3 separate regions of the Mus musculus genome follow, and all the other regions are linked to region 2. Evidence: chromatin loops called from intact Hi-C (ENCODE). Cell type or tissue: left cerebral cortex. All regions are shown on one strand. Each heading gives the region's core, and the rest is flanking DNA. Links, peaks and the distances in the headings are about the cores only.

Region 1 (7,869 bases), core at 1,530-6,529, 51 kb before region 2:
TGAGTCTGAGGCTCTATCTCAGAAAACCAAATGAGAAAAGACTGGTAAATATAGTTTAGGGATAAACATGTGAATTATAGCATCAGCTAAGGCTTAAAAGCTTTTCATTGTGATATCAAAAAGCCTTTCACAGGGACCTCCCCCCCCCCCCCCCCCCCACACACACACATGCTTTGAGAGTTGAAAGCAGAAGTTTTCACAGGCAGTGCCTCCTATTTTAGCTTCACAGAAAGGAGAAGGAGCTTGGTACAGTGGGGGAGGAAGGCGACAGGATCAGGGTAGGATGTGGCTCCGTGGTGGGGCAGGTGCCTGGCCTGTGTGTTTGAGACCAGAGCCAACCCCCAGTCTACAAAAAAATCAAAGTCAAAAGTTTCTTCCGGGCTGGTGAGATGGCTCAGTGGCTAAGAGCACCCGACTGCTCTTCCGAAGGTCCAGAGTTCAAATCCCAGCAACCACATGGTGGCTCATAACCATCTGAAACAAGATCTGACGCCCTCTTCTGGAGTGTCTGAAGACAGCTACTGTGTACTTACATATAATAATAAATAAATCTTTAAAAAAAAAAAAAAAAAAAGTTTCTTCCATGGTCCAAGTGTGGAGGCCTGAACTCCTTATACAGCATGGAAGAGAATCACTTTAATGAGCTGCAAGGCCCTGGTCCCCTGGCCCCGAGCATTCTGGATCGTAAGCAGGTGTCTCATTCTGATTGTAAATCCATGTGTATTTGTCTTTTCCAGGGAATTAAAAAAAAAAAGTCATTTGTTATTTTGCAAGGATGGCGTGATGGTGACAGTATGCCTGCCATCTGCTTCGGCTGCTATGATGTAAGACACTTCGATATTAACCCGAAATAGCAAATTGGAGCAGACCAGGCACTTTAAAATCTTGAGTTTTATCTGAAGTGTGAATATGGAACGGATACAGAAATCTTGGAACAGAGACTCCTTTGTTGCGATGTGGGAGAATATCCATGAATTTTAATGGAAGATGTGAATAGACAAAGGAGATGATTTTTGAAGAAGCTGGAGGCTTCCTTCTGGAGGCGGAGGAGACCCTCCTGGGTAGAGGTGGCCTGTGTTTGGATCAAAGTCAGGCCGGCCTTAGACACCGGAAGTCGCAGCTGCTAGGGCCCGAGTCTCTGGCCCTTTGTTCAGACCTTCTCCTGATGAATTTTGGAGAGAAGGGGGGAGTTCCCATCATTCCTAAGTATCTGGCTCTGGACGCTGTGTGGATAAAACTCAGGGAAGCTGATCACATGATCATAGGTCGCTGCTGATAGGTTTGAATAGATTTTATATTTATTGCTATACTTGGAAGGTCTAAGAGAGTCCAGTCAGTCAGTAACATTAGGGTTAGGATTGGTCCTGTTCATGCAAAGTTGTGCTTCTGTGAGTGTGTGTACATGTTAAAATTTGTTACCCCAAAGCAATATTTAAGGTGCTTTCTTGGGTGTTGGTGGTCCATGGATGTGTCTGATACCCAAACATGCTAGTAGTTCAGGATGCTTGTGCCAGGTGAGGCTGGACAAGGCTACACTTTTCTTGATGTTTCCTCAAACTGTTAGTGTTTCTGTGGCAGTCTACTTAACCCCAGGCTGTTTTGGATTTTCATGTTTCTGTTGGTGATTTCTATTTAGAATGTTCTCAGTTGTAGGGCTGGTATGTGTTTAGTGTTCCTAAGGATGGGCTGTGATGTGTCTTAGGAAGAAATATCTGTATGTTAGAAAGCCACTGTTGCCTGTGACTAATGCTTATAAGGTAGCCATATACTAAAAGGTTTCTTTTAAAAACTAGAAACATAAATAACAAAGTTACGTGTTGATCGTTTGAGCAAAGTATGTTGGGAACCTGTAGGAACCTGCCTCTGAACATCTGGCAGGATTAAAGGCAGGTAAATGCTAATGGGGTGATCAAAGCCATCTTGTACCTTAGGACAATCACCTTGATCAGTGAGGGGCCCTTTGAGAAACCCTTTGCTCCTTTCTAGTCCTCCAAAGTGTGTGAGAGGCCTGTTGGGTTCTGAAGGGTCTTGAACCCGTGTTTACTGTTGGTGTGCATCTTTGCAAGTGTGGGTATGTGGACCAGAACCACACACCAGCAGTAGAACTCAGGTGAAAAGAAATCCGTGCGCAGCGCATTCTTCCCTCAGAAGTCCCGCTGTTCCTTCATTTGATACCAGTGGGCTCTGTGGATCCATGTAGAACCGTGTAGATCCCAGTAGCTTTTCACTGGCTTCCTGAGCTGGTGCCCTGGCAGCATACAGTCGGTGTTAAAAACAGGCTCCATGGGAACCTACTGTATGTGGCAAGAGTGGCTTTTACGTCTATAGAAGGCTTTGCATTTCAATGTATATTATTCTGTAGGTTCAACAAAAAGTATTTAATTTTTAAAAAGCTCATGTGTGTATGTATGTGTGTGTGGTGTTATCTACTTTTCTGTATTTTGTATAACTTTTATTTTGTCACTTACAAGAAAAAAGGATTGAAGGAAGTGATAGAACAAAACAGGCTCTGTTTAGGGAAGTGTTTTTTTGAGGTCATTTGGCTAGACAGTGAATGAAAGAGGCAGAATTTCCGGTATGGGCTTTTGGTAGGGGAACTGAAGTCCGCCACAAGGCCTGGGTTCAGTGTTTACAGAGTCATTGTAAAGTGACTCTGACTTACAGAATAATGGGTAATATTCAACAATACATGAAACTTTAGAAAATCTCTGTGTGTGTGTGTGTGTGTGTCCACATCTGTCTGTCCGTGTTCACCTGCCTGTTTTATCATCATTCTGTCCTGCTGTCTGTGGTGTCTGTCTGTGGTGTTTAGGCCTGGTGTGTTTATGTATTTAATTGTGGTAAGATACACATAATATTTAGTCTTTCAATTAGGTTCACAGTTCAGCACTGTTTAGTGCATTCAATAATGATAAATGATGGGGCTTCTAGAATTCTTACTGTCTGGCAACCCTGAAACTCTGTCTGTGTCCAGTAAACAGTACCCCTGTCTCTCTTTATCCCAGTCTCTTGAAATTGCTGTCTTGCTTTGCCTTGTTATGCATTTGATGACTCCAAATAAGTCACATAAGCCACACACATGGCATTTATGGTTCTGCTTTTTGGTGACTGGCTTATTTAATTTGGCACAGTGTGAGAAAGCCGGGCATCATGGCACGCACTTGTTAGAGCTGTAGGACTTGGTGTTCAGCCAGCCTAGCCTAACCAAGGAGGCCCTGGTCCCAGGTAGAGAACCTATCTCAAACCAAAGTGGAGGGGACCCTGTACACACACACACACACACACACACACACACACACACACACACACACACACACACAGAGGATGTAGGTGGGGAATCCTGTTCTGTTTTCCCACACTAAGACCATGCCTGTGCGATGATGATTCTTGTTCTTTAGAAATAAGAGTTTGTTTCCTTGTCTGCCTGGGCTTTTGGTCATAGTAGCATAAGCAGTGTTATTTCTAAGCATCTTTATGTTTGGTAACTGTATTCTCAACCTGCCTCTTCCTCTTTCTCTTTTTTCCTCCCTATGAACATCTGGGCTTGAGATGTTTCGTGTTTTATAATGGTTTTCTCAGATAGTTGCCCGGCTTCCAGCTGGAAGGAGCAGCCAAGCTGAGGTCAAGACTGAACCACACGGTCGGTCCTTTGAAAGGATGCCTTTTTAAATCATGTTTGCTCACCTTTTCGTAGGCCATGGTCATTACTGTGCTTGCCCAGGGTTCCGTTCGTGACTGACCCAGCAGGGAGCTTTCTACACTTCCCAAGCAAGAAGTGCATTCTTAAACCTTAGCATTTGTTTCAAGTGAGCAATGAATGCATACAGTTATTTCTAATTTATACAGAATGCCTACTCCTGGTTCTGGTCCATGTCTTGCTTATTTCATCTCCTCCTGCATCAGAGAGACAGAGGCTCTAGCTTACGCTGCTCTTGAACTCCTTGGTAGCCCAGGATGACCTCAGACTTCAGATTGCTCCATTTCTACCTCCTGTAGCGTTTTGAGATTACAGGCGTGTGCCACCACACCTGGCTCTTATACACTACTGGAGATCAAGCCCAGAACACCTTGCATGCACTGCCAGCCTAGCCATGTTCCTGGGTCTCATCATGTGCTGTAGTCACAGAGCCAGGGAGTGGGGAGGAGGGAGAGGAGGGAGGAGGGAAGAGGAAGTAGGAGGTAGGATGGACAGGCCTTCCTTCCCATGTGGTCTTCAGTGCATGGGATGTCAGACAGAAACCCGACCTGCCTCAAGACATCGCCCCCCCCCCCCCAACTGGTAGTTGGTGCCCATCTACTGAGACCAAGTTTTTCAGTGATTTTTTTTTCCTTCATAATTTTTTTCTAACTTCTTTTTGTGAAGCTCTTATTTATTTTTAAATACATTTTCAATTGAATAGATCTTAAGTATATTTTCAAATTAAGATATAATGACACCACTTCCTTCCTTCCTTCCCTTTCCCCAACTCTGTTCCATTTTCTTTCGCTGGGAAACAGCCTGTTTGATCAGCCTAAGAAGAATTCATACTTGGTATTTTGTGTTTGTGTCCCGGATCTTCTGTCTTGCCACACTGTCATCCAATTCTAGCTGTGGATCCAGCTCTGCTTTAATGGCGACTGTCCTTGATGGAGACTCAAAAGGTCAGACTCACTCTCTAAACATGAGAAGCTAGGCGGATGTCTTTGGTTCAAGTTGAACAGAGCCATGATTTGGGGCATGAGGAAAGTCTTTGGAGAGAATCTAGCTTCCTTGTATAACTGAGTGAGTTTGCTGCAGTGCGTGCTTTCATCATGTTGGGATCACTATGTTGACTGTGTGATGTGGAGTTGAGCCCGATGTCTGCTGAAGGTGGAGGGCAGCGTCTGCATCAGTCTGTAGACCGACCACCCAGCCTCTCCTTGCAGTTCATCATGTTTACTGCTTTGGATGGGAGGCCTGACTTCTTGTACACTGATCCTTCCTATGAGATGAAATAGCAAGAAGGCTTTTGCTTTTGCTTTTTCTCTTAAAGGGAATCCGTGAGTACTGAATGGTGATAGACTATACAATATGTTCAGTGCAATGGCTGGCACCCAGAAAATGTCCACTACTATTAACCCTTAGTCAAAGGGCACTGATGATTTTGGACTAAGACGGGGGTGTTGAGTTCCGGTTTCTCTCTTCCATCAACACTTATCTGAAGGTGAGTCTCCAAGAGTTCAGTCAGGGTCATTTATTAATAGCTACCACAACACACGTTTCTAGCAGTCAACCAGTCAGTCATTGCTTGCTGGATAAAGGGCTGTTTCATTATAATAGTGTCTGCCTTCTGTGGCTCCATCTTGTAGCTGTGTTTTGTCTCTAGGGCTCTCTGATCCTGGAGGGAGAAAGCTCTTCCCAGGGTTGCAGAGGCCTGGAACAGAGATATGGCCTGTCTCCAGAGCACTGTTGCTGGCGGGCTGAGTGGGGAGCATGGGTGTGTCTGGTCACCAGGAACAACAAAGCCACACTGTGGATCTGAGGTCCTGGGAAGCCATCCAGTTTCCTCCTCCTGACCCTGACTCAAGTCTTCCCTGAAGTCCTCTGTCAGCTCCAGCCCTGTTCTCGTCTATCAGCCACCCGAACCCTCCTTATATAACCCAGCTGGGTCTCCAGGTCAGGCAGTGAGCAAGTGAGCGAGGTGGCACATGGATGTTCTGTGCTTAATAGAAGAAAACAAAACAAAACACCACCGCCAACAACAAAAACCCTGGGGTGGGGGGAGGGGCACCTGGTCAGTGATGCAGGTGGAAAGCTGAGGACCTGCATGGGATGGCAACAATGTTTCCACCTTTCTGATTGGACACTCAATACTTTAGAGTGCTAAGAAGAAAGGTTCTGTCCTAGGCACTTCTTTAAGATTTTGTGTTTCAGGTAATGATGGTAAACTTCAGTAACACTTTAAAAAAATTATTAGTTTAATTTTTTTTATTCTTCTCTCATATATTCCATCCTGATTGCAGTTTCATCTCCTTCCCCTCCCTTTCCAGCCTCCCTGAGACATCAACTAAACATGATATGACAAACTTCAGTAAGACCAGGCACATATCATCACAAAATTATTAGTTTATGATTTGAATGACTGTACTGGCCGGTTTTGTGTGTCAACTTGACATAGCTGGAGTTATCACAGAGAAAGGAGCTTCAGTTGGGGAAATGCCTCCATGAGATCCAACTGTAAGGCATTTTCTCAATTAGTGATCAAGGGGGAAAGGCCCCTTGTGGGTGGGACCATCTCTGGGCTGGTAGTCTTGGTTCTATAAGAGACTAGGCTGAGCAAGCCAGGGGAAGCAAGTCAGTTAGGGACATCCCTCCATGGCCTCTGCATCAGCTCCTGCTTCCTGACCTGCTTGAGTTCCAGTCCTGACTTTCTTGGTGATGAACAGCAGTATGGAAGTGTAAGCTGAATAAACCCTTTCTTCCGCAACTTGTTTCTTGGTCATGATGTTTGTGCAGGAGTAGAAACCCTGACTAAGACCATACTAAGACCTGACTATTGACCACAATTGGCCTGTTGATTCCTCCCCACCCAGCAGGCAACTTTTTTGTTAGTTTGTTTTTGTTTCTCTTTGTATCTTATTTCTTTTTATATTATTAACTGCTATGGAATATGGAAAGATGAAAGGGGCAGAATGTGAGATGCAGAAAATAAAAGACCATATAATGAGTTAAATTTTAAAACCTTTAAAAGCATTTATTTGTGTGTGTGTGTGTGTGTTTACACATATGTACAACCATGGTCTGCTTATACAGGTCAGAGGACAACTTGAAGGAGTTGTTTCTTCTCTCCTTTTCCCATGTGCGTCTCAGGGACTGAATTCAGGACCTAAGGTCTGACACCAAAAGCCTTTATCCACCTTGCTGGCTAGTTTTATGTCAACTTGACCTAAGCTAGAGTTATCTGAAGGAAGGGAACCTCTGTTAAGAAAATGCTTCATCAGATCTGACTGTAAGACATTTTCTTAGTGATTGATGGGTTAGGCCATTGAGGGTGGGGCCTTCCCTGGGCTGGGGATCCTGGATTCTGTAAGAAAGGTAGCTGAGCAAGCCATGATGAGCAAGCCAGTGAGCAACATCCCTCCATGGCCTCTGCATCATCTCCTGCATCCAGGTTCCTGCCCTGCTAAGTTCCTGTCCTGACTTCAAGGATGATGCCTAGTGATATGGAATTGTACGCCAAATAAACTCTTCCCCCCCCCCCAACTCTTTTGGTCATAGTGTCTTATAGCTGTAGAAACCCTAAGTAAGAGACCCACTGCACCATTTTGACAGTCTAAGAGTGTTTTTTTTTTTTTTCTGTGTAAGATTTCATCTCTATGTTTAAAAAAAAAAAAAAAAAAAAAGAGGATTCTTGAGCATCCTTCTTACCACAGTCAGGGTTGTGTCCAGATTAAATGACTAGAAGTTGAAAATACCGTATTTTTGTTGAAACTGTGGAAATACTGCATGTCTAAAACACATTGATAAATCTCACTATCCTGCCTAAGGCCTCCTTTCCTTGTCTTCTTCTTTTTTTCTATTTGCCTGTTTGTGTGTCAGCGCGGAGGAGGAAGAGTTGGATGGGTGGGGAAGATCTGGGAGGCATTGGGGGAGGGGAACTGTGATCAGAATATATTGTACGAGAAACATATTTTCAGTTAAAAGAATGCACTATGCACTTGGAACATGGATATTAGCATTTAATTGGGCAAAATCATTCGGCATGAAGGCCATTTTAGAATAGTGTTGGCTTTCATGGAGTTTATTGAGTGCTCTGCTAATGTCAAACATAGAATGAGTCCCAGGCTATACCTTCCCACCAATGAGGGGATTATCTGGGACTGCGTTTATCTGCAGTTCAAAGCAACCAC
Region 2 (7,869 bases), core at 1,352-6,351:
CTAGCTCTAGGGTTTCAAGGACACTAATTGTTTTAAACCTTGGGTTTAGACTTTGCAGCTAGCTGGCTGCTCTGGTCAGGCCCTGCCTCTTTCAGGAGAGGGGATACAGTTGTTCTGCTCCCTGTACCTGAATGGAAACAACTTCCCAGGTTCCAGCCCAAGTCCTTCCTCGAGCTGCCAGCATTTTGGTGTGTAAGGGGTAGAGCCTAGTCAGAGAAGAGGCTTGTGCCGCATAACAAACACACTCAATTTTAAAGCTCAAAATTCCCAGCAAGCCAGACACAGTGGCTCTTTATAACAGATAATGACACCAGCGGGCTTCTTGTTCTTCTGGTTTCCATTTTGTTTTAGTTGGCTCCTGAAAAATTAGAGGCCTTCTGCTTTGTTTGTAGCCGAAACAGCAAAGAGGGCTGCCATCATGAGTCTAGGAATGTACATTTTCCCCTCAAGGTTAAAAACATTCCGAGGTGCAGTTGTCATTAGCTTTAATTTATTATTATTATTATTATTATTTAAAAAAAATAAAATGTAAGGTACTGTTAGGGTAGTCTGCAGGTTCACCTAGCTAATTTTCAGTTCCACAGGTTTCTGGTTAGTCTGTCTAGCTTCACCTACAGCAGAAGCCTGCTCCCCAGGACTTGTCTGGGAGCCGACACAGCAGTGTCTGTAGTTTCTGGTTCCCTGACTTCTCAAGAGATTTATTCATGAACTACAATTGTTGCCAAAGCCAATGCAGCCCTTGTGCTTACTTACCCACTTCTGTTCTGTTATAGCATTTTTATCCTAATAGTTAGCTTACGATAGTAAGTAAATTAGTGTAACATAGCTTCATGTTAAGTCCATGTGCACCAGAACTTTGGGGCATAGTTGACTATAAAATCTTAAAAATGTTGGTGATCTAATCTTAATTGTTTTTTTTTTTTTTTAATATTAATGTTGAGTGTGTTCTGAGGAGTTCTAGGTTGCGCTCATTTGAGAGTGAATTATTGCTGCCCTCAGATGAGTAGAAAGGATAGAATCAAGCCTGGGCCTCGGAATTCTTGACTGGAAAGGGACTGGAGAAATGCCTCTGCAGTTAGGATCACTGGCTGCTTTTCCAGAGGACCAAGGTTCAATTCCTGTCACTCACGTAGGGTCTGTAACTCCAGTTCCCGGAGTCCAGTGCCCTCTTCTGGTACCAAGACTGCAAGGAGTATACAGAAATGCATGCAAACAAATTACCCATACACATAAAATAGTCTAAAAACAGTTAAAAACTTAAAAAAAGAGAGAGAGAGAGACTAAGAACCTATTGGCGATGAACACAGACTAATGCAGTGGGCGTTCTGTGGTGAATTTCTGCATGAGGGATGGGGAAACTGCTAAATGTACTTTGTGGCTTGCTTAATTTCACCATGGTGTCTCATCTCCCAGTTTTATTTGTAATTTTAAATTTTTGTCTGTTTTTCCTTTCCTACATTTCCTACCGTGAATATTAGCAGGGCCGAGACCGTTCAGGTTCTTGCACTGAGCCTGTGATCTTTGAAGGAGCACGCTATAAGGAATGAAAGATAAGAAAGAGCCTGTCTCTTACTGCTTTATGTGAGGAAGTATCAAACATATACGGCAGCCTCTGAGCTTTTTAAAAGGCTACGCACTGCTGCTACTACTGCTATTGCTGCTTCCTCTTCCTCTTCCACTTCCTCTTCCTCCCCCTCCTCTTCTATTTCATTATATCTTAAATTTCTTTTGTGTGCGGCAAGTACTGTGCACTGTGGTGTGTGTGTGTGTGTGTGTGTGTGTGTGTGTGCGCGCAGGTCAGAGGGCAACTTAACAGCAGTCACTTCTTTCATTTATCTTTGTGGGTCCTGGGGATTGAACTCAGGTCCCCAGACTTAGTTGCAAGTGCCTTTAGCCCATGAGCCATTTTGAGAACCCAACATACTAAACTTCCTGGGTTTTCTGTGATCAACCATTCTGACCAAGGGTAACTCGGGTTTGTTTGGCTTACAGCTAGCTTACTGTCCATCATGGAGGGGCGTCTGGTCTGTAGCTCTAGGCAAGAGCTGATGCAGAGGCCATGGAAGGGTGCTGCTTACAGGCTTGCTTCCTCTGCCTTGCTCAGTCTGCTTTCTTACACAACCCAGGACCACCTGCCCAGGGGCAGTACCACCCACAGTGGGCTGGGCCCTCCCCCATTAGGCCAGTTTCAGGGTGACATTTTTGATGCCCGTATATGAATATGTAAATATGAAATGATGATGAGGGAGGTTTTGAGTGTTACGTTGTTATTCAGTTAGAGTCCTTAATTGCTGCTTGAGTAACCGATTTCGGAGCTGTACTTGCTAGTACTACCTGTCTTTGAGCTTCCGTTATTTCTAGGCTTGGGAATGGTTTTGGTAGGATGAATATCACACTGCTCTTGCCTGAGATTTCTTTGTTTGTTTTTGTTTGTTTTTGAAACAGTAGGTGACTAGCAAATTTGTTTACTTACAAATATGTATAACCTTGTCTAGACAATGCTGTTGAGTTACATCACAACACTTGAGTCTTCTGTGTGACAGACAGCTTCCTGACTCAGACTGGCCCTGACTCCAGCTGGCTGCAAGCTAGTAACCGGAGGGGCTTAGGAGGTCATATCTGGGCGACAACCTTAACAAATACGGGGGTCTTTGAATTTAAATATCCATTCTTTGGCTGTATGTGTGGAACAGCTTGGGAGTCTGATTTCTGCTTTCAACGTGTGTTCTAGGGATTGAAGTTAGGAGCCCAGGTTGGCGGACAGAACCCTAGAGCCATTTGCTGCCCTGAGTCCTCTCCTTTTATAAGCAACTAAAACATTTTCTTTTCTGTGGTGCTTGGTGCTTGGTGCTTGGTTCTCATTCATTCATATTCTCTCTCTCTCTCTCCCTCCCTCTCTCCCTCGCCCTCCCCCCTCCCCCCTCCTTCTCTCCCTCTCCTTTTCCCTCACCCCCCCCCCTATCGTCTATTAATTAGGAAGACTCTTTAGATAAAGTGGTACAGATAAACCGCCTTCCCAGATCTTGTTCCTGTACTTAACATCAAGCACTCCTCTGTTTCGTTTTAAGTGTTGTTTCATTCATTTTCTTTTGTTTCTGTGACAGTGGGGATCAAACTGAGCACTGTCCTCAGAACGCTTGTGCTCTGTCACAGAGCCTCAGGGACAGCCCTGTTCTTGCTATATTTAAAATTTCTCCTTTTCTTAATAAATTATAAGCAGGACTTGCTAATTTTGTACATTCTAAAATAGAAAAAGATCCCATATAAAGATACTTTGAGTTTATGGCAAACGTTCAAAGTTGGTTCCATCCCCTGAGAAACATTGTATATTATGGCCGTGTAGGCGGCCATAAATATTTGACAACAGTCATGGTCATGACAGTGGTGGTGGTGATGATGATGATGGTGGTGGTGGTGGTACTGGTGGAGGAGCAGGGACATGTTGCAGCTGCCTAGCCAGGTTCTTGGCTGGTAGAATCTCTTGGTGCAATCTGCAATTTTCAAATAGCTGCTTTGTGCCAAAGACCCTCTCGTCTCTCAAGAGGCAGGACTAATTCACACGTGAAAACATCTTTACCATGAACTGCAGTTAGAAACATGAAAGTGTTTCCCGAATTTCTCACACGATGGAAATGTAACATTTGTGGTAAACATTGATGTGTTGCTGTTTATGTAGCCCGTGTTTGAATCGTCGAGGCTTTTCATCTTTGCTTTTTGGTGTTCACAACCAAAGGTTATGTTAGTTTAGTGTATGTGCCCCCTGTGTCTTCCTGTTTGAAAATGTCTTTGTCCAAGAAACGTGGCCAAGAACAATAAAACTGATTCAGCAAGCCTGCTGCTCTATAGCAACAGGCACTTAGAGCTGACACCACACAGGCAAGCCTGAAAATCTATTTTAAACGGCTGGAAAGGTGTCAGAGTACCAGAAGAAGCTCAAACAGCCCAGAAGAGCACAGGACCTGGCAGCAGTTGGTGTTGTGAATCTTAGAACGCAGACTTTGGCATAGCAGGCTCATTTCAGAGAAGGGAGGTGTGAAAGACTCAACTTCTTTATAGCATTTAATCAGACTGCTTCCAGGATGAAGGGCGTGGGTTTCCGATTCTCAGAGGAAACGCGACCAGCTGGGCCTGGATTGCTCCTCAGAAACCCGTGCTCCCTCAGCTTAGCTGGAATTGGTTTGGAGCTATTGCCAGTGTAGAGGTTTGTCTGGTCCACAAGATGTTATTACACTGGAAAAGGAATGTATTTTGGCTGCCATCTCTGCTGCCCGGTATCCCTTTTGGCTGCTAAACAATGTGCAAAAAGAGCCAACTTCCTGATAGTCACAGAACCCGTATCCCCACATTCCTCTGAGGCTCCTTCTCTGAAAGAATCTTTAATCCCCTGGACACTCACTCTCTTACTGAGGGACCCTGGGCCAGGGCAGCTTTAGAAAGCACAGTTGTTTCATTTTTGTTGTTGTTGTTGTGAAACAAAAATTAATGTCCATCATTCTCTTGCCTTGTGCCATTGTGTGTGTCATTTCTAAAGAAGCCAATGTGTCTCTTCTCTCTAGAAAATTGGAAAGTTGATACTGTTTCTCTGAGCTTGAAGTTTTGTTTCACTTACTACAAATCCACATCTCCTTTTTATGAAGCTCTAATCAAAAGGAAAGTGAGAGCATCTTTGTGCACACATGTATGTGTGCTTGTGTATCTGTGTGTGTATTTTTGTGTGTGCTTGCGTATCTGTGTGTGTATGTATGTGCGTGTGTGGACATGTACACATGTATGTGCGTATATGATGGTTATGTTGTATCTTACGAAATCTCAGATACATAGAAACACCAAAACACAGTGAACCAGATTGGCGTTCAATAATATTAATCTTAAAAAAAATTTGAAAACACTTTCCATGGAACAGTAGACGTGAAAGAGGCCACTGGGACATGCAGGCTACATAGCACAGCTGTCTACATATGTCCTAAGCCTTTCTAGGGTTCCCAGGCATTTGCTCATATGGTTGAACATATAGGCAGCGGACCCTAAACTTTTGGGTGTGTTTATTAAATTGTGTGTAAAGTGCGTGTAACTGTATGTCTCTTTGTTTTGTGCTGGCAGGCTACCAAACACAAGTAAATTAATAATGGGATATTTCTTATCAAATGCCATTCCTTTTAGCATAGCCCGTCCTTGGCAAGGCTTCCGCGGAGGGTTTTTCCACGGTGCACACCTGATCCCAGATGTTCTAGCTCACTGTTTGCATTGGGAGAAAGCAAGCTGCAACACAAAGGCGACATTATGCTCCCAGCAGAAGCAAGGCTGAGTTCGCTGGCTTTGTTTCCTGCTCTGTTTCTGATCTTCACAGGGATGTGAAGATCTTTGTGCCCCGAGTAGCTCTCTGGAAGTGAGGGGTGCTTATTTGCTATTCACTGCAGACATTTCTCTTCACGTATGGCAATTCTCAATGTTTTTTTCTGAGGTCCCACATGAGCAAGCTCAAAATTGCGATCATTTTTCTAACTAGACCTGTAAAAGCCCTGTGAAACATTGCCACTACATCAATAATCAACTAATTACATTTCCTGTAAAACTCCTGCAGTTAATACGCTATCTTATAAATAGTGATATGAATGAGAGGAGGGATTGGAGAAAAAGAACATACATGCATGTACACATAAATGTATATATGTGCATATCATATATGTGTTTACATATATTATATATGTATATAATGATGTATTTTATAAAAAAAAGCAGAGGAAGCCAGGGATATGTTTGATAAGAGTGAGGTTTGGTGAGATGGATGGCGGTACCTGTGCAGGTCCATGCTGAGGCATCCCTTCCCGGTGAGGTACCAGCCACACACACAATGAGGGTGGGTAGGGCATGGGGAGGGGAGTAGAGACAGAGAAAGGCAGTGGGGGAGAGAGAGAGAGAGAGAGAGAGAGAGAGAGAGAGAGAGAGAGAGAGAGAGAAAGAGAGAGAGAGTGCTCCACCCCCCCACCACCCCCAGCCCAAGAACATGCATGGGATGTGGGTGGTTAGAGGCAGGCCATGAACACATGGAGAGAGAGACTGGAGGGGATGGGGAGAGAAGCAATAGAGAGTGAAGAGGGTAAGAGAGGGTAAGAAGTGAGGAAGGGGCATACAGCCCCTTTTATAGTGAGTCAAGTGTACCTGGCTATTGCCAGGTAACTGTGGGGGCAGAGCCTAGAAGAAATGCTACCCTATAATATATATATATATATATATATATATATATATATATATATATATATATATATATATATATATTGGGTCTGTGGAATAATCATTGTCCTCATCTCCAGCAGCACCTTGTAGTCATGACAACCCCCAGTGAGCCCCTGGGCAGCCTTTGTAGTAGGTGTGAGGCAGAAGAGGGATTTTTCCCAAGTCACTGAGTGACAGAAACGGGTGGTACTGAGCACTTGAACGCCATCTCTGCTACATTCCATGCACTGTAGAACTATTTTGCTAGGGAGATTTTCAGGGACAGCCCAAGTATAAAAACAAGAAGCCTTTGTATTTGAAGGTAGCATGGTCCTTCCTTGTATTCTTCAGACTGTAAATTCCTGCATTCTTTTAGTTATGTTTTTTTTTTTTTAAGTTTGTTTTTGAGCCAGGACTGTCTTGGAACTTGAGACCAGGCTTGCTTCACACTTCAAACTCACAGAGCTATGTCCACCTCTCTTCTAGAATATGCTCCAAGTGACTTAAGGGTACCCCAAAGGGCTTCACCCACCTTCTCAAAACCCATAACTTCTTCTGTTCTAAGATCACCACCCAGGTGCCCCGAGCCTTTAACACATGACCTTTGGGGGTCACATATGACCTTCGAGGGTTAGTTGTCCAGACCGTACTATATACTGTACTTTTAAATCACGCTTAAATTGTTTCTACTTCTCAGGATCATTCTGACCAGTGAGCTTTAACTTCTATAGAGTTGCTTTACGGTACCTTTTAAAAATGTAATTTGAATTTGATTCATTATTTCAAGCTATGTTTCCTGTTTGTAGATTCTTTAGATTGTTCAAGATTTTCCTTATAGCCTGTGTAATTAGTTCCATGAGTAATTCATGCGGGGGTGGGGGGGGGTGGGGAGAATACATATACATGTAAAAAAAAAAAGTTGTCAGCTCCAGATTTAAAAGTTACTCATTTCTCCTCCTCTGCAACACCTTTTTTGTTTGTAGCTGGTGTTTTATTGAGACTTTCGTTGCTGGGATTAAATAACTGAGCAAGACATCCTGAGGATGGAAAGCTTTGTTTCAGCCCAGGGTTCACATGGGATCCAGCTCAAGGGCAGGTCCCAAGGCCTGACACTATTACTAAGGCTATGGAACGCTCACAAATGGGACCTAGCATGACCGTACTCCGAAAGACCCAACAAGCAGCTGAAAGAGTCAGATGCAGATATTTGCACCCAACCAATGGACAGAAGCTGCTGACCCCTGTTGTTGAATTAGGGAAAGGCTGAAAGAAGCTGAGGAGAAGGGTGATCCTGTAGGAGGACCAGCAGTCTCAATTAATCTGGACCCCCAAGATCTCTCAAACACTGGACCACTAAAGAGACAGCATGCACCAGCTGATATGAGGCCCCCAACACACATACAGTAGAGGACTGCTGGGTCTGTGTTCATTCAGAAATGATGCACCTAACCCTCAAAAGACTGGAGGCCCCAGGGAGTTTAGAGGTCAGGTTGGGTGGATGGTGGGAACATCCATGTGGAGACAGAGGTGTGGGGAGGAGGTATGGGATATGGAACAGTCTCAGAGAGTGGATGGGAGATGGGGGAGGGGAATAAAATATGGTGTGTAAGAAAATACATTAATGAAGAAGAAGAAGAAGAAGAAGAAGAAGAAGAA
Region 3 (7,869 bases), core at 1,530-6,529, 61 kb before region 2:
GGGAGGATACTGGGGCAGGGGTGGGGGGTGGAGAGGAATCAGCACTTCAGAATTTACTTTCACTTTTTATCTTGAGTTCTACTGCCTTAAAAGCCTCACATTTTTTCTTCATGGGCTTTGGATGTGGACAAGGGATCTATTTCTAGTCAGTCTATTTCTAATGCTATCATAGATGATATTACATAAATGTAGGTAGAAAGAGAGTGAGGAGGAAAGGATAGCAAGCAGAGGACATGTGGCCATTGGCTACAGCCAAGTGACAGTTCTGATGACCACTGTCACCAGGTGGTTTGGGGAGTGCTAGGGTTCTGTGACCTGTCTCAGAACATTTGGAACCTACCTGTGAGGAGTGGAGCAGCCGACCCTCACTCTGCGGTCATGGTCACACGTGAGAATGCCACAGGTCCCCGGAACGTTGTATTTGTTCCTGGGAAAGTGTCACATAACAGGCCATAACTGCCAGTCACTTGTAATTGTCAGCCATTGACATAATTGAATAGCTCATTTAGTGGATCTGTAGAGCTCACTTCTTCATTGAGGACCACGACTGAGCTGTAACTGGCTGTGTTGGGCTTGGGTTGGGGTTCTGGGATGATGGGCTGCATTTTGTTGGCATGGGCAGCTTTTCTGGATCTTTCCAAGCAGAGAAGAATATTAGGCATTTTGGACAGAGATGGCGGTTTCATCCAGGATTTTATGAGAAAGCCTTAGCTTTTGTAGCAAAGTCAGTGATTCCCACCAGGTCTCAGTTTCGTTATGAAAAGGGAACTGGCCATTAAATGGCTACTGCCTCAGACTCAGAGATACTGTGATTTGCTGAAGCTCAAATAGCACCTGACAGATGCGAAGAGGCTCAGTAAGTCTAGGCCTCCTTTTATCTCTCCAAGATTCTTGGTTTGTAATGACCACATTCCAGGGATACTGCTTGTTCAAGGAAATGTCTCCTGTCCCCATTACTCTGATTTCAGAGACTAGAGAGTTGTGGCCCCCAGTGTCACCTCTGTTCCCGACCCTGTGTTTTTTTCTGACCCTGGCCCTGGGGTTTTTCAGAACCCTAGAAAGAGGTGCCAGACCTCTAACTCTTCCTGTGGTCCCAGGCAGGCTGCACTCCAAATACATGCATAACACTGATGCTGATGGAAAGGATGCCAGGTGAACCTTGAGGCTGGAGCTTCGGTGATGATGAGCCAAGGCAGTTTAGACAGCATTTCCGGATGTTTCTGAAAGGTTTGACGTAAGCCACAGGCATTTTTAGAAGTATCAGAGGAGAGGTAATGAAGATGCTAAGGCATACATACATGGTGACTTGCCTGAGCGGATGATGGGTTTAAACTGGCAGATGAATCTCTCAGGACACTCGTGACAAGTATGATTACTTAGGGATTAGAAGGAAAAAAAATATCCAAAGTAGTTTGTTCTCGTGTTATGGTACAGTTTTAGAGATTAAACACCATTTGTTTTCTGGTGAAAAGTTGAAAAATGTGTCTGTCTTATTGTTAAAACGGGGGTGTTATGGACTAGCAATGAGAATCTTAGGATTGTAAATGAGTTCTTTACTCTAGCTAGCTCATGTAAAAGACACAGAGACCTGGTATTTTATTAACAAGCTGTAAGCCTAGATTGGGAAGGCTCTGAGCTATTTTAACTTACATCTCAACCGTATGCCCCTTGCTACTTGTTTGAGTCTCTCCTGGGCTGACTTCTTCATCTTCTCTCTTCTTCTTTCCCTTCCTGGTGTTAAGTCCCTCCCTATTCTCTCTTCTGCCCAGCCATTGGCTAAATTAGAGAATAAATGGGGAGCAATGTTTACACAAACTTGAAACAGGAGATACTTGGAGTAAGCATTACAGTGTGTCCAGATTGCAACTAGATGGGTGGGCGGGCAGAGAAATCAGCGTTTGAATAATACAAGGATAGTCTTTAAACAGTTCACAAAAACATTATGCCCACATAGAACAGGTTCAGGTGAATTTAAGTGAAGATATGACCGCTCTTAGGTATGGTTGAAGAGGTTTATTGTAGATAGAGGGAGAACATAGCCAGGGGCATCTGGAAGAGTGCAGACTGAACATGGCAAACAGAATGGACTGGGCTGTGGGAGTCAGGGAGTGAGGGAGGAAGACAGAGAGCAAGAGAAGAGGAAGATAGGAAGATAAGAAGACAGGAAGAGGAGAGGAAGACAGAGAGGAAGAGAAGAGAAAGACAGAGGAGAAGAGATGGAGAGAGCACATGGAAACCAAGCAAACCAAGAGAGTGCAGCCAAAATGGTTGGGGCAGTCAAGCTGGGGGGTAGTGGGAGGGGTGAGGAGAGCTGGTCAGGGGGTGGGGTGAGGTTGGGGGTGTGGTTGTGGGGAGGGCACAGGTACTGAGTGAGACTGACCCAGGGACCTGACTTCAGGGAGCCATAGCCTACTGGCCCTTGTACACGGCGTGTGAGCCCCATCTCTTTGTTCTCTCCTCCCGGCTGCTCACATTAATTACTCTTAGGGTTTCCATTTCATTTTGCTATGCCAGGGTCATTACGGGATGGCGGGACTGTGGCCACTAGCATTATGGCGACCTTTAAATAGGATTTAATGTGAGAAAATCGGAGGAATGTGCAGATCCGAGGCCCCATTTCTCCCCATGAGCCTGATAGTTGTAAATGCAGTTATTTGATCTCTTCTGAGTGACTTATTTTGTAGTCATTTGTATTTACAGCACGCTGCTTGCCCAAGTGTGAAAACCAGAGCCATAGAGTTTCGGTATTATCTGAAGTCATAAAATACCTTTTATGTACACAGTAAATCTGGGAGAGATTATAGTAGAAAACCCCTACAGACCAAGCACACTGAAAGTGGTGGCAATTTTCAGAGATAAATAAGTTACTTATAATTCTGATTAAAGTCTCTGCCAGTTACATGTTAAGTAACCCTCAACTCTGCTCTTTTCCTTGTTTCTTTTCCTGGTAGATGTGCCTGCTCTAGGATGGTTAGAGCCTTAGCCAGTTTCCTCTACCCTGGCTCTTGACCCATAAACCCCACCAGTTAGATTCACAATTACTATTGTCCTATGTGTGCTGTGTCTGCGTGTTTGGTATATTTGGTTGTGGATATGTACATACATAGATGCATGCATACAAATGCATGTATGCGTCTATATGTGTGTATATATGTCTATGTGTATTATATATATGCATGCATGTATATGCTTGTATGCATATATGCATACACACACACACACACACACACACAATTTGAGGTAACTGGGGTGATCAGATTCCTTCCCCTTGCTATTCTGTGTTTTTCCTTCCTGCAGGTTGTAGCAAGACTAGACTCAGTAAACAGAGGCATTCTCTTACAGAAAAAGCAGTGACATTTCAAAACACAAACACTGGCAGCGGCTTCCCCGGCTTCCTCGTGTGAGCCACACTCAGCCCACACTCCCACCCCGCAGTTGTCTCCAAGATGTCGCTGGCAGATGCTTGTGTTTTCCTTGAGCTACAGTCCATTCATGCTCAGTGCTGTGATGTGCGTGCTGACTCTGGGATCTCTCTGGCTTCATTCTGGAGACGAGAACGGTTTTCATGTTCCCACCAGGCTGACATTTTTAAGAGCTCAGCCAATTCGAGATGTTGGATTTTACTTTTTCTTGTCTCTCTACTCTGGATGGAATGGAAGTCAGGCAGGCCAGAAGGCTGGATGGCATTGTTCCGCCAGTCTCCCAGACAGGTGAGGCAGAGGGATTAAGGAGTAATTGGTGCTCTCTTTGCAGAATGATTTTTGTTCAAACCTGAGCTTCCTCTGAGGACTGGGAAAAGTGAACTGAACTGGTGGTATTCAGTTTATTGAGCAGTGGTTCTGTACACATCTGTTTGGTCTCTCCTGATTTTAAAAGACTAGCTGTTGACCTGGCTGGGCCTGTCCCTAAATCGTTGTCTGTTTCTCCTTTGGCTGTCCTGACCATGAGTATATGTCACTAAGAGTGTTTCCCATAATGGGGCAACCCTTCCCAGGTCTCTTGTCTTACCCAGCAGCCTTGGAGTTGTTGACAGCAAGAATAGTCTTATTTCATTTTAAGAAATCTTTAAAATGGTCCTTATTGTTATTGTGTATGTATACTTGCTTGTGTGCACAGGTGCTCTCATGTGTGTGATCATGTGTGTGTACACATGCTTAGGAGTGTGGGAGGTCAGCCCTGGATATTGTTTATCAGTCTCTGTCTGTGTTTTCTTTTTTTGAGACAGGGTCTCTCACTGGTTGGAAAGAACTGTTTAGGCAAGGTTGGCCAGTTAGGACTCAGAGATCTGCATCTCTGTGTGCTCCCCCCTCCCCTACCCAGAGTGCTGTGATTACAAATTCATGTATCGGGGATTGAACTCGGGCCCTAATGCTTGTGTGGCAAGCCCTTGAGCCTCTGAGCTCTCACCCTACTTCAAGTCTATTATTTTTCCCATAACTTCTTGAAGCCCAAGGCAACTCCACGCCACTGCAAGTAAGTTAATTTATTCCCATTTAGCACTTTCTTCCTAAATTGGGTGAGGAGGAAGATGATTCAGGGCCCCCAGCGAATCTCCCCTGCACTGTGAATAGATGTCTTGTCGAATGCCGGGCAGATCCAGTTGTGGACTGCGTCAGTTTAGCTGCTTCCCCTTGACTGCCGCTTGTCCCCTCCCAGGGACAAGGAGATGATAGTTCTCTTGTGTGTTTGTATTTCCTCTTCTCAGGAGCTGAGGTGTGCCTTCTCTGGTCCCCACCTCCCACTGCCTTGGCATTTCTTATCTTTTGGGGTTCTTTTGTTTCACTTGCCCAGAGCTGGGAATTGCAGTTAAACCAAGTCTCCCCCTGCTTGGCACTCCTGTCCCGTGGCCTTGGAACTCCCAGCAAGGATACTTCTCTGTTTGCCCCACAGCGAAACTTCAGCTTTGCTATAAATGGCAAAGTTACTGAATTGCCTTGGCTCCACGCCAAATGCTGGAAATAATTTGAGAGTATAAAAACATAGCTTTCATATGAAAATATTTATTTTAGGAGCCTTCGGTAGGCTTGTGTGTGTGTGTGCGCGCGCGTGCTAGTCATTTTCATTATGAATTAGTTCCTTTCTCTGACTGTGTGGATAAACCTTCCTGAACATCTGATTTACTGAGATGGCGACGATTCTTGTCCCACACTGTCACCCCTCCCATCAGGGAAGGCATAAATGACGCAATCGAATTTGAATTAAAAAAAAAATCTGCTCTGAGATGCCTTTGGTACACAGGAAAGGCTGCTGGGAACACGTACTTTTTGTTGTTAAGATTTGTTTTTTTAATGCAGGGCGTGGTGGCCCACACCTTTAATCCCAGCTCTCCAGAGGCTATGGCAAGTTGATAAAGGATCTCTGTGAGTCTGAGGCTAGCCTGGTCTACCCAGTGAGTTCTACACTCAGAGAAATCCTGTCTCAAAAACAAGCAAGCAAACAAACAATAACATCAAAACAGCACCCTCCCCCCCCAAAAAAAAAACCACAAACCAAAAAGTTTGTTTTTACTGATATACATTCGTGTATGTCTGAATGCATGAAAGTGCTACATATATTTGGGTACCACTGAGGCCAGAGGAGGGTATTGGATGCCCTGGAACTAGAATTATAGGCTGTAGTGTGCCACCCCAAATGGGTGCTGTGAACCAAACTCAGGTCCTCTGCAGGAGCAGCAGACACACTTAACGACTGACCATGGGCCCATTTTCTAGCCTTCCTTGTTTTTGTTTTTTGCTCTGAGCCAGGGCTCATGCAGCTCAGACTGGCCTAGAACTTGGTGTGTAGCAGGGTCTGGCCTAGACCTTCTACCCTTTTGCCTTCACTTCCCAAGTGCTCAGATCACAAGTGTGTACCCCAACATCCGACATTCACGGTGTGCTCAGCGAGGTCCAGGCTAGCAACTTCACCCCCTTCCCACTGGCAACTAAATGGATGGATAAGGACAGAGATTGGTTCTGGATGGAGGGAAATGGCACAGCGAAGCAAGCCATCACTTCATAAGCTCACTAGAAAATAACCAAAGATAAAAATTGTGATTTCAGAGAACTTGCCGTCTACTAAACTGTCCTTGAGTCCTTGCATCTGAACGAGGCCTGAGGAGGCTTAAACCAGGCTGCCCCCTGTCCTTGGGGTCAGGGTGACACTTGTGCTTTGAGTTAATAAAGCAGGGTAGGTGTTGGAGCTTGGTCATAGTTGTTCTAAAGGTTTTACATTTCAGTCAACCCAGTAGATTAGTAGCTTGGGAAACATCCCCAGTTTGGGGCTTTTGGGGCCTGAGGGGGCTCAGTGGTTCTTTGCAGGTGTTCTGCCACTTTGTCATGGAACTGGGAGTAAAACCTTCCCCAGTTTGCAAGGCTTCTCAGAATCCTGTGGCTTAGGAATCAAGACATAGAATCCAGTTTTCAAATTCTTAGGAGAGGCACAGTGTCTTACTCACCGAGCAGGACCGGATGCAGCTCAAGCCTTTATTTTGAATATGACTGTGCCACCCAATAGCCTGCAAGTATTCTTTGCAATATGCAATGGAATAGATTTTAAATCATATCTGTTCATAGTGAAGGGTACCCAAGAATATATCTATTTATTCCTTTTTTTATTCCCTTGTGTAAGCTTGACTGACCTGGAACTCACTCTGTAGACCAGGCAGGCCTTGAACTTAGACATCTGCCTGCCTCTGTCTCCCAAGTGCTGGGGTAAAAGACGTGCACCACCACTGACTGGCTATTTATTCATTTTCTCACGAACAGAATTGCACTTTTGTTCCTAGGTTACAATCTGTGCTGTGTGTGAAAGAGGCCCACTGAGGTAGGTCACTGGGTCATCCATTGCACGTGTCCTGCTTCTGGAGTCCTCATCTTCAGCCGTCTTAGGCAAGGGCAGGAGAAAAGGAGAATGGATGACACTTCTTGCTATGTATGACACTAAGTCCTTTGTAGGGATGTGGGGTTCTCTCCCCGACTCTCATTACAGAGTGTCAGGTTCACCTTGACCTATATAGCTTGGTGACTGCAGGTCTGTCTGGCCTCCTCCATGGCTTCACTGGTAAATCATGCTGTACCCAGCTGGCATATTGCAAACCATACTTGGCATGGCCAGTTTTATCACCCCAGACTTTTTCCTTCCCCAGTGTAACCACCTTCCCAAGCTCTGGTCTGAGTCTTGCCTCTGGTGATTCTCTGATGCTCTATGGGCCAAAATCCAAACTAGTTTGTTGTAGAATCCAGTCCAGGTGACATGACTCTCCGTCCGCTCTTGTCTGGGCCTGGCTTTTGACATGACTTTGGTGGAGGAGACGCAGGCTGGATAGAGAGTACATTGTTTGCTTAGCATATGATTTCTCTGCCTCTTGCATGCCTGTGTCCCTCCTGTCACTCTGGGCCAAGGTCCCCCCTCACTACAACCTTTCCCAATCCTCTCAAGCATTTTCCATCTCTAAGCCTTGCGTTTCTACTTTTTCCTGAACCTTAAGGAAGTCCAGGCATTTGAAAAATACTCACGAGTGTCTTGATATTTTCACTTCTTTAATACAAGAAGTTTCACTAATGTGTAACCAAGCCTCATTTGAGGTATTTTTGGTTTTATATATCTGCGTGTGTTTTGCTTGTATATATGTCTATGTGCATGCCTGGTGTCTGCAGGGCCAGATGAATCTGGAGTTATAGATGGTTGTGAGCTGCCATGTGGGTGCTGGGAATTGAACCCAGGTCCTCTAGAAGAACAGGGAGTGCTCTTAACCACTGAGCCATGTCTCTAGCCCCAGCCAAGCATGTTTTGACAAGACTTAAAACAAACAACCAAAAAATGTTTTGTATAGTATTTATTTCGTCTTCCCAACACATGAGTGGCCTAGATAAATTTAGCTAAGCACGA

The links. A loop is a pair of places that touch in the nucleus more often than their neighbours do. Peaks named below come from ENCODE experiments on the same cell type or tissue, not always from the same donor. Only the 100,000 strongest peaks of a DNase experiment are listed, where the experiment ranks them.
Region 1: a loop joins it to region 2, with 2.0 times the contacts of the local background. A loop is called at or near these places in 12 of 42 quality-filtered maps.
Region 3: it touches region 2 in a loop (2.0-fold over the local background); 11 of 42 quality-filtered maps call a loop at or near these places.

The regions. Positions count from the first base shown.
Region 1 is chr14:74,900,880-74,908,748 of GRCm38, reverse strand. All of the region lies in intron 1 of Lrch1 (leucine-rich repeats and calponin homology (CH) domain containing 1), which reads left to right. Among named protein-coding and RNA genes, the nearest start is that of Gm10847, 17 kb to the left of the region's middle. In left cerebral cortex, for the core only: no CTCF peak of the experiment used is centred there; DNase peaks (open chromatin) are centred at 2,569 and 4,118; H3K27ac peaks cover 399 bases.
Region 2 is chr14:74,849,440-74,857,308 of GRCm38, reverse strand. The region is part of intron 2 of Lrch1 (leucine-rich repeats and calponin homology (CH) domain containing 1); the gene reads left to right. Among named protein-coding and RNA genes, the nearest start is that of Gm52135, 35 kb to the right of the region's middle. In left cerebral cortex, for the core only: no CTCF peak of the experiment used is centred there; a DNase peak (open chromatin) is centred at 4,013.
Region 3 is chr14:74,910,821-74,918,689 of GRCm38, reverse strand. The region is part of intron 1 of Lrch1 (leucine-rich repeats and calponin homology (CH) domain containing 1); the gene reads left to right. Among named protein-coding and RNA genes, the nearest start is that of Gm10847, 7.4 kb to the left of the region's middle. In left cerebral cortex, for the core only: no CTCF peak of the experiment used is centred there; DNase peaks (open chromatin) are centred at 3,454 and 4,981; H3K27ac peaks cover 476 bases.